2 separate regions of the Homo sapiens genome follow, and region 1 is linked to region 2. A link is a loop called in an ENCODE intact Hi-C map of the cell type or tissue named here. Cell type or tissue: ovary. All regions are shown on one strand. Each heading gives the region's core, and the rest is flanking DNA. Links, peaks and the distances in the headings are about the cores only. Region 1 overlaps ERVK13-1 (endogenous retrovirus group K13 member 1). Region 2 overlaps PRSS27 (serine protease 27).

Region 1 (5,256 bases), core at 1-5,000, 55 kb after region 2:
TCTCGTTCAACCCCACCTACTTGGGGTCGAATACAGATTTTATCTCATCAAACAGAAAAATTCTTAACAGAAAAAGGAATCCCAAAAATGACTGGTAATATAATTCTGGCTGCCTTTATGGTAGTCAGTGCAGCGGTAAGTATACCACCGGTCGGGGCAACTCAAAATTATACTTATTGGGCATATGTTCCTTTTCCCCTTCTAATTCGGTCTGTCTCCTGGAGGGACTCTCCAGTAGAAGTTTACACTAATAATAGTGCATTCATGCCGATCCCTAATGATGATCGGTTTCCAGCTCAACCGGAAGAAGAAGGTATGCACTTTAATCTGTCAATTGGCTATAAATATCCACCATTATGTATTGGGAAGTCGCCTGGTTGTTTAGCTTATTCTTAACAGAATTGGATGTGGACTGTACCGTCCTTTACAAATGATTCTTATCAAGTATATAATGTGTTCAGTACTAACTCTTTTCAACTTCTCACTGTCAAACGTACCCCACATGAGGCATGGAGAGTTCCTCTCACTACCAAAACTAATAAAACAAAAGGACTGCCGGACTGTCCAAAGAAACCTACAAATGGGCCTTTTATAGTGACTTCAATTTTATGGGATAATTGTAATGCTCCCAAGGCTGTTGTACTCCAAACTCTAGCCATGGGTATTGTTATTGATTGGGCTCCAAAAGGACATTATTGGCAAGATTGCTCCAGCAAAAATACCTTATGCTCGGAGTTTATTTATTCCTTAGATTATATAGAGCATGGGTGGCAGTCTTACACGATGAGACAACGGGTGTCTCCTTACCCATTTAAATGGATGGACACAGGTATTGCTCCTCCTAGACCAAAAATTATTCATCCCTTTTTTACCCCAGAACATCCTGAACTATGGAAATTAGCTGCAGCTTTGTCGGGAATAAAGATATGGAACACTACCTATCAGCTCCTTCGTACTAAAACCAAAACACCCACATTCAACATCACCCTTATTTCTGAATGGGTGATACCCATTAGGAGCTGTGTCAAACCCCCTTACATGCTGTTGGTTGGAAATATAATTATGATGCCTGATGCACAAACTATAGAATGTCATAACTGTAAGCTGTTCACTTGCATTGATGCAACTTTTAATCCCACTACAAGTATTCTCTTGGTAAGGGCTAGGGAGGGGGTATGGATACCAGTTTCTCTACATCGTCCATGGGAGTCTTCCCCCTCTATTCACATAGTCAATGAAGTTCTTAAAGACATCCTCAAAAGAACAAAGAGATTTATTTTTACTCTTATTGCAGTCCTTGCAGGACTACTTGCGGTTACTGCAACAGCAGCAACTGCTGGAGTTGCCATCCGCAGTTCTGTTCAAACTGCTCACTATGTTGAAGCATGCCAGAAAAATTCCTCCAGACTTTGGAATTCTCAGGCGCAAATTGATCAAAAATTAGCTAATCAGATTAATGATCTCCGCCAAAGTGTAACCTGGCTGGGAGATAGAGTTATGAACTTGCAACACCGTATGCAATTACAGTGTGATTGGAATACTTCTGATTATTGCATAACGCCTTATGCTTATAATCAAGATCAACATAGCTGGGAAAATGTCTCAAGACATTTAAAAGCCTGGGATGATAACTTAACCTTGGATATTTCACAACTTAAAGAGCAAATCTTTGAGGCTTCACAAGCCCATTTATCCACAGTTCCTGGCTCACACATTTTTGAAGGCATAACTAAACAATTACCTGATTTTAATCCCTTCAAATGGCTCAAACCCGTCAGAGGATCATTGTTGTTACTGGCATTATTAATATTGGTATGCTTATGTTGTCTCCTTTTAGTCTGCAGATGCCTCTAAGGAGTCCGAAACCAAGTCCGAAGTCAACAACAAGCAATGATGGCGATGGCGATTCTAGTTAATAAAAAGGGGGGAGATGTGGGCGGCAAGCCACCCAGGCACCGAGGCAAGAGACAGAGGACACGAGCTGTTCCAGTATAATAAAATATAAAACAAGAATAGTTATACCAGATATAGATCTTAGATATGATTATATACGAATATCATTAATCATGAGTTTGTAGCAATTACTTTTTATTCCAATATTATGATAATCCTCGCTCTATAATCATAGCCTAGGAAAAACCAGGCCATACAGAGATAGGAGCTGAGGGGACATAGTGAAGTGTGACCAGAAGACAAGAGTGCGAGCCTTCTGTTATGCCCGGACAGGGCCACCAGAGGGCTCCTTGGTCTAGCGGTGACGCCAGCGTCTGGGAAGACACCCGTTACCAGGCGGATCGTGGCCCAGCCGTAGCAAAAGGTGTCAAGGAACACCTTTTGCAAAAGGTGTCAACACCCGCTACTTAGCAGACTGGGAAAGGGGGGCGGTCTCCCTTTCCCCGGGGGAGTTTAGAGAAGACTCTGTTCCTCCACCTCTTGTGGAGGGCCTGACATCAGTCAGGCTTGCCCGTAGTTATCCGGAGGCCTAACTGTCTCCCTGTGATGCTGTGCTTCAGTGGTCACGCTCCTAGTCTGCCTTCATTTTCCATCCTGTACACCTGGCTCTGCCTTCTAGATAGCAGTAGTAAATTAGTGAAAATACTAATAGTCCCTGATATGCAGAAATAATGGCATAAGCTGTCTTTCTCTCTGTCTCCTCTCCCTCTCTGCCTCGGCTGCCAGGCAGGGAAGGGCCCCCTGTCCAGTGGACACATGACCCATGTGACCTTACCTATCATTGGAGGTGACTCACATTCTTTACCCTGCCCCTTCTGCCTTGTATCCAATAACAGCGCAGTCAGACATTCAGGGCCACTACCGGTCTCCGCACATTGGTGGTAGTGGTCCCCCGGGCCCAGCTGCCTTTTCTCTTATCTCGTTGTCTTGTGTCTTTATTTCTACACTCTCTCATCGCCACACACAGGGAGAGACCCACCGACCCTGTGGGGCTGGTCCCTACAAGAGGGAAGTGGTTTGTTCTGCTCTTCTGAGATGTGTTCTTATGAGAAGGATCCAGCAGCAGCCTGCAGAGATGTGGGGCCTGAAAAGAGGCCTTGGGCAGCTCTTCTCAACAGGTCTTGGCCCTCTAGACTGCCTTCAGCACAGTTTTGGGGAGAAACAGGGAGTGTTCCTTTTTCAATCTATGCGCTCATCCCCTGAGCCGCCTGACCCAGGGTTTAGATGCTCCAGGGCAGCTGATTGACACCGGTGGGAGATGGAGTCTGGCAAGCAGGTGATGAACTGGGAAGCGCTGCAGAAATGAGGGGGCAAGCGTGGCCAGTCCCTTCTGAGAGGATGTGTTTGGAAGAGAGTGGGCACTGGCGTGGCACTTTCCCCTTCTGTGGAAATGGACTTGGACAGGATGCCACGTAGTGCTGCAGTTCTGTGTGGGGCAGGTTGTGGCTGCAGAGAAGCACTGGGTGCAGAAACAGTCCCCCAAGCAGGTGCGAGGGTCAGGGTGCTCTATGCTGCTCCACACCTGCCGTGCGATGACATGTGGTCACCGGGCTGCCCAGCACAGTTGTTTAGAAAGCAGGTTCAAAGGGCAGTGTGCTGGGAGGAAGTGCTGCTGTGGAAACTGCAAGTTTTGGACATGAGTTGCTCAGGTCTTTTCAGCCGTTCATTCTTCTACAACAGAATTGCATTATTCACTTGCTCAGTGTGATACCATGTCCTTTAAAAAATTATTTGAATATTGAGAACAGGTTGTATGTTCCGTCTCTAGCTGCTAGATCACAGGCAGGGCACATCTTCTCAAAGAGTAACAAGGCATGGGTTGTGTGTGTTCTCTTCTCTTAGTGAGGAGAAAGGCCTGTTTGGGTTCATGATGATTGTTGGGGTCTCTTTTCTGTACCTGATGTTGGTTGCACAAAGTCCGTTTCCATTCTCTTAGTCTAGACAATTTTCCTGATATTTAAACTGGAATTTTTGCTCCAAGAAATTCCAGGTCATTTAGAATGTGTTAAGATTGAGTTTCTGGGCTACACATCCTTATAAGAGCACCCGATTCTGGTTTCTGTTTATTTATTTATTTTTTCGAGACAGTCTCGTTCTGTCACGCAGGCTGGAGTACAGTGGCATGATTTTGGCTCACTGCAACCTCTGCCTCATGGGTTCAAGTGATTCTCGTGCTTCAGGCTCCCAAGTAGCTGGGATTACAGGTGCGCACCACCTACATTATTTATTTATTTAATTTATTTATTGAGATGAGGTCTCACTATGTTGCCCAGGCTACTCAAACTTCTGGTCTCAAGGGATCCTCCCGCCTCGGCCTCCCAAAGTGCTGGGATTACAGGCATGAGCCACCGCACACAGCCTGATTTCTGTTTAAAGAGTTGGATTATACAGGGACCCACAGAATTGGGAACTGACAGTACTGTAGAGCCTGTGTATGAAAAAGATGGACAAGCCTGACATTAGCAGCTCACTGTTGAGCACACGGCCCCCTGCAGAATAAACAAGTGTGTGGTTTCCATCTGATGAAGGTGGGCATGTAGTTCCTGGACAGTCCAGTGACTTCCATCATTCCACAGACAAGATCAGATGCCCTCTCTACCAGCCACCGTGCTGGGACCGGCCCAATCTGTGTTTCAAATCAGCTTGTAGCACGCAGGGATTCAAAATATTTAAAGATGAGGTTTGAAGGTACGTCTGGAGACCAAGGACGTTAGTTCTGGAGGTCCCCGTCTCCTGCGTGTTTGCGGAGCTGGTGACAGTGCCCTCTCCCCGTGCTGGAGAGGGCTGAGGAGAGGCTGTGTGTCTCAGCAGGATGCCAGTCAGGATTCTTCTGGCTATGGGCTTATTTTTTGCAATAAATTCATCGTTAAAGTCCCATTCTTTAACCTGTTTTTTCCCTTTTGGAATTAATTCGACTGCAGTAGGAAGGGGTTGTAGCTGAAAGTGACCGCTGTGCATTGAATGCCATCAGAAAAGGCTGATGAGATTTGCAGGGAAGACTTGAAGCCTCACTGAAATGCGCCTGGCGTGTGTTGACCTTTGCAGTGGAACATGTGGGAAAGGGGCCCGCACTCACTTTTCAGTTCTGCCTCGGTGATTCCAGGAGCCCCGGGGTTGGGAGCGGGGACAGGACCTTGCTCCTGAGTCTTAGGTGTGGTGTCTCTCGCCCCTTGCTGCATTGGCGGGACCCTCGGTGCCGCGGCCTCAGTTGCAGGGCGGCCAGGGCTGCTCCGTGAAGGAGGCGCTCACTCCATGGAGCTGCAGGACGCTGCATTCTCCTCACTCTGGCCATTGCCGCTGTCC
Region 2 (5,480 bases), core at 322-5,321:
TGGGCCTTGATCTCTAGATCACGATTAGGACTTGGCTGGGAGCGGTGGCTCACGCCTGTAATGCCAGCACTTTGGGAGGCCGAGGTGGGCGGATCACGGGGCCAGGAGATCGAGACTATCCTGGCAAACATGGTGAAACCCCTCTCTACTAAAAATACAAAAAAATTAGCCGGGCTTGGTGGCGGGCCCCTGTAGTCCCAGCTACTCGGGAGGCTGAGGCAGGAGAATGGCGTGAACCCAGGAGGCGGAGCTTGCAGTGAGCTGAGATCGCGCCACTGCACTCCAGGCTGGGCAACAGAGTGAGACTCCATCTTAAAAAAAAAAAAAAAAAAAAGACTAGGACTTATGGAGACTGGGGGAAGGGCATCCAGATTGTGGGGTGAGGGGAGCAAGCACTCAGAGACCAGAAGACTCTGCCTAAATGAGAAGTACAGGGCTACTTTAGGAAGGAAGGATCTGCATGGGGAGGAGGCATCGCTGAAGGGGCAGTGCTCAGGCAGGGAGCATGGAGACACAGCTCCTGCAGACTCCCAGAGAGCGAGAAGGCCTGACAGTGCGCGCCCTTCTGCAAGCAGGATCCTCAGGCTTGGAAGGAGCAAGGGGTCGGGGGGCCAGGGAATAACCCTCCCGGTAGTGTTTGCATTTTAAAGGGCACTTAATTAGCACAAATTAATGAGCAGAGCATCCAGGGCAGACTCTCCATTTCCCGTTGCCCCTGACCCCGCTTCTGCAGGGCACCCCTTTGCCTGCCCTGCACCTTCTCCACCTCCTCCTCCTGCCCATCCACAGCTGCCCCCTCGCCGCCCGCTGCCTTATCGTCCAGCAACCCCCGGGGTGTCTCTGCCCACCAGTGGTGTTGGGGAGGGTGCCCCCCAGACTGTGAGGCAGACAGAAAGGAAGAGGATGCCGTAAAAACCCTGGGGGTGCTTGGGCCCTCCATGGCCACTTCCTGTCCCCACAGCCCCTCAACTCCAGGGGACTGGTTATCTTTTCCGGGCAGAGTGAAGACATGGTCCATAGCAGCTGGCCCGGGCACCGGAAGGCACTGGGGGTTAAGGGGAAGCTGAGGGCCTAGGTGTGGGGAGGTGGCTGTTCTAACCCCTCCCCAGCTACGGGCGAATCTTGCCCCCACAGAATCAGACGCGTGGAGTGCAGGGGTGGTGAGAGGACTCTCTCAAGGCCAGGAAGTTCCAGGCTTTGCTACCCTGGGGCTGTACACTATGGTCCTGGCTGGGGTCTCCAAGCTGGGGTAGAGGCTCCAGTGTTTGGTTAAAGGCCCAGCAAGAGGCCCTTTGTGTCCTGGGGTGTGGGAGGCAATGGACAGCAGAAAATATGTTCCCATCCTTGGTTCCCCCGAACGACCCCATATCTTGCTTCTCTTCCGGGCCCCTCACTTTATCCGCTCCAAAGCCCCCTTGCACAGCCCAGCAGGGGGTCCTGGGCCTCGTCTGCCAAGCCTGCTGCATGCCTGGGAGAGGGGTCAGCTCTTGGGACTCTGGAATCTTGAGAAGGCTGATCCCTGGTGGCCAATGCAGACCACTGTACCTTCTCTACTCCCCTGAGGCCAGGGAGAAGCCTGTGGGGCTCGGGCCTCAGCCTCGGGACCAAAGTGAGACTTGGGGAAGGAGCTCATTCCGGAGCAGACTGTGAGAGAGCCCTGGGCAGCTCAAATGTAGAGACAGCTCCCGGGCCTCTTCCGCTCTGAGCTGTTCCGGGAGGAAAGGCCAACCTTACAGTGCCAGGGCTGGAGGCTGGACCCTCCCCAGAAACTTCCAGACAAGGATGGGTGTGGAGTGTGGAGGGAGAGGACCCTTTCCAGGATGAGAAGGGGACATCTAGCCTGGGGATCCCTTCACTGGCATCTCCTGACCGGCTCCCCATGTGGCAAGGAGCATCCACCCTTGCAGATAAGCTGTGGCCCATGGGCCTGGGCCTGAGCATACGGCAGAGCCAGCCCTGGGGGGGAAACTGCAGGCCCTTGGGCTCTCCGGTGAGGTCCCTCTGTGGACTGTCCCTCTGGAGTCCTCAGGAGCTGGGGAGGGTCAGTGGAGAGGGGCTGCAGGGTTGGGGAGGGCAGGCCAGGCTGCAGCTGGCCTGGCTGATCACCCTCTCCTCACTTCCAGGGTCTCAGAGGGCCAAGGCAGCAACAGGTAAGCACCCAGGGCCCTGGGGTGGGAGGGACAGGAGCCGGCTGGACTGAGCCAGGGACACTCATGGCCAGAGGGAATTTGGAACGCACAGGACACTGGGGAATTCCAGAGGAGGGGAAAGTGGGGGCTGTGTGGAACTGGAGCCCAGAAAGGAGAGGAGGAGGAAGGTCCACACAAGAGCAGGACGGGCAGCACAGAGCCTTGAGGCGCGGTGCAGGATGAGGGCGGCAGGGTCTGAGGATCACCCTGAACCGTGACTGGCCCCCTCTGGGTGGCTCCCTTGCAGAGGGCTTGACACCTGTTCTATCCTTCCAGGCACCTGTTTGGGTCAGGCCCTGGGACAAGACCCTTCCCTGGGTTATCTCAGTGCCTCCGTGGCCCCCAAGAGGCAGGTGTTAGGTTGCCTTTCTCGGCGAGGAGAGTGAGACTTTGGGGGGCAGCTGGGGAGGGTCTGCCTGTATCCCAGACTGCCCCGAAGCCCAGGCCTCCGACTTCCCCAAGGTCTTCGGGCAGGTCAGGGGCAGGAGGGCCGAGGACTGGAGTGTGAGGCTGAGAGCTGGGCCTCGGCCATGGAACCAGCCCCAGTGAGCGCCCCCACCCGCTCCCCATGCTCCCCCAGCCTGTGGTCGCCCCAGGATGCTGAACCGAATGGTGGGCGGGCAGGACACGCAGGAGGGCGAGTGGCCCTGGCAAGTCAGCATCCAGCGCAACGGAAGCCACTTCTGCGGGGGCAGCCTCATCGCGGAGCAGTGGGTCCTGACGGCTGCGCACTGCTTCCGCAAGTGAGTCCGCCCGCCCCTGCCCCCGCCCATAGCGCTGACAGCGCCCCGCGCGCGACCGGTTCAGCACCGTGGACAGCGCCCGCCGCGCCAAATCCTGCGGGTGACCTCCCTGGGGGCTCCTGGTCCAGCCCCTCCCACCCAGATGCTTCCCTTAGGTCCAACTCCAGGGCTAACTTCCAGTTGCAACCGCTGCTCCCGCCCGCGGGAGGTGCCTCGCACCGCCCCCCGACCCCCTCCATCCCCTCCACCCACTCACCCACTCCCTGTGGGTCCCTGCAGAAGCGGCCCGGCAGGCTCTGCCCACCGGCCCCTCCTGGCCTTTCCCCATCCCGCACACACCTCAGCTCCAGGACACTCTTCCCGGGAGGAACTCTGCTCACAAAGCCCAAGGACCAGACAGAACGGCCCTTCCTCCCCTCACCCACCTGAACCACCCCAGAAAGCCCTGAGCAGAGGCCAGGCCACCCAGCCCTCTGCCATGTATGAACCACCTGGTCCCACACCTTCCGGGTGTCCCAGGCCCCCTCACCTCACACCTCAACACCGCAGCTCTAATTATTTTAAACCCCACATCTTTTTCTTTTTTTTCTTCTTGATCTTTAAAAGAATATCATGACAAAAAAAACCCCACATCTTAAATTCAGATACTCACGGCCAGGCACGGTGGCTCACACCCGTAATCCCAGCACTTTGGGAGGCCAAGGCGGGCAGATCAGTTGAGCCCAGGAGTTCAAGACCAGCCCGGGCAACACAGCAAGACCCTGTCTCTACTAAAAATAAAAAAAAATTAAAAAACAAAAAACAAACAAACAAAAAAACCCCAGGTGCAGTGGTGCCTGTGGTCCCAAGTACTCAGGAAGCTGAGGCGAGAGGATGGCTTGAGCCCAGGAGTTGGAGGCTGCAGTGAGCTACAGTTGCACTGCTGCACTCCAGCCTGGGTGACAGAATGAGAACTCTGTCTCTAGGGGAAAAAAAAAATCGGAAACTCGGGCTGAGAGAGGGCAGGTCACCTGCCAGAGGCCCGCAGGTGGGGCTGGCCCTGCTGCACCTGGAGGGTGGTTCTCTCCGAGCCAGCCTTTCAGGTAGGCACTGTGACTGTCCCCACAGCACAGGTGAGAAAGCTGCATCACAGAGAACTTGTTAAGTGACTTGCCCAAGGCCACACAGCGGCCAGGGGTGGAGGTGGAAATCTGAGTCGGGCGGTCTGGCTTCAATGTCAACACGCATCACCGCTGCACCTGGCTGTCCTAGAGATGACTCTCGAAGACATTGTGCAGAGAGAGGTGTGGGGCACGGTGGTGGCCAGAGGAGCCCCAGCCCCTCCCGGGCCTGTCCCCACACGAGGGGCCGCCTCACGCCGCCTCTCTGTTTCTCCCGCCAGCACCTCTGAGACGTCCCTGTACCAGGTCCTGCTGGGGGCAAGGCAGCTAGTGCAGCCGGGACCACACGCTATGTATGCCCGGGTGAGGCAGGTGGAGAGCAACCCCCTGTACCAGGGCACGGCCTCCAGCGCTGACGTGGCCCTGGTGGAGCTGGAGGCACCAGTGCCCTTCACCAATTACATCCTCCCCGTGTGCCTGCCTGACCCCTCGGTGATCTTTGAGACGGGCATGAACTGCTGGGTCACTGGCTGGGGCAGCCCCAGTGAGGAAGGTAAGGGGACAGGGCTGGGAAAGAATGGGGGATATGCCTCAAGAAGGCCCAGGACGGCTTGGGGACCACTCTGAACCCACAATCTTCCTGTTGCTATATTAATACATACACACGGTCTCTGTTCACACAGGTGGGGCCGAGGGGAGCAGCAGCAGACCCAGAAGGAAGAGGGGGTGAAGGGAGAGGGGGACAGAAAGGGCCCAGCCTGCTGCCTGGAAGGAGGGAGGATGTCTGCCCCACAGTGCCCTAAGCCAGAGATGGTCTAAACATGAGGAAACGACAGGCAGGATGGAGTGGTGGTTCCCGGGGCCGTGGGTTCTTGATGAGGAAGTCCGTTGAGCCCTGGGCTGTTCCGCCCCTCTCCAGACCTCCTGCCCGAACCGCGGATCCTGCAGAAACTCGCTGTGCCCATCATCGACACACCCAAGTGCAACCTGCTCTACAGCAAAGACACCGAGTTTGGCTACCAACCCAAAACCATCAAGAATGACATGCTGTGCGCCGGCTTCGAGGAGGGCAAGAAGGATGCCTGCAAGGTGGGAGCAATGTGGTGTCCATGGGGACTCAGTCCCCACCGCCAGGCCCAGGGCAGGGTGGGATCATGCCCCGCTCCATGGGCTATGCATTCAACCAGCTGAGCAGCTTGTTTTGAAAAGGCAGATTCCAGGGCCGGGTGTGGTGGCTCACGCCTGTAATCCCAGCACTTTGGGAGGCCAAGGAGGGTGGATCACAAGGTCAGGAGATGGAGACCATCCTGGCTAACACAGTGAAACCCCATCTCTACTAAAAATACAAAAAATTAGCCAGGCGTGGTGGTGGGCGCCTGTAGTCCCAGCTACTTGGGAGGCTGAGGCAGGAGAATGGCGCGAACCTGGGAGGCGGAGCTTGCAGTGAG

The links. Peaks named below come from ENCODE experiments on the same cell type or tissue, not always from the same donor. Only the 100,000 strongest peaks of a DNase experiment are listed, where the experiment ranks them.
Region 1: a loop joins it to region 2, with 4 times the contacts of the local background. A loop is called at or near these places in 2 of 110 quality-filtered maps.

The regions. Positions count from the first base shown.
Region 1 is chr16:2,657,963-2,663,218 of GRCh38, reverse strand. It overlaps ERVK13-1 (endogenous retrovirus group K13 member 1), which reads left to right. Exons shown (of 3, transcript NR_040023.1): 3 at 1-4,830. Among named protein-coding and RNA genes, the nearest start is that of ERVK13-1, 13 kb to the left of the region's middle. In ovary, for the core only: a CTCF peak has its summit at 2,300; no DNase peak of the experiment used is centred there; H3K27ac peaks cover 230 bases.
Region 2 is chr16:2,713,170-2,718,649 of GRCh38, reverse strand. PRSS27 (serine protease 27) reads left to right here. Exons shown (of 6, transcript NM_031948.5): 2 at 2,124-2,150; 3 at 2,770-2,932; 4 at 4,314-4,585; 5 at 4,952-5,121. Among named protein-coding and RNA genes, the nearest start is that of PRSS27, 4.3 kb to the left of the region's middle. RefSeq lists silencers at 2,710-2,759, 2,840-2,889, 3,000-3,089. In ovary, for the core only: no CTCF peak of the experiment used is centred there; a DNase peak (open chromatin) is centred at 2,960.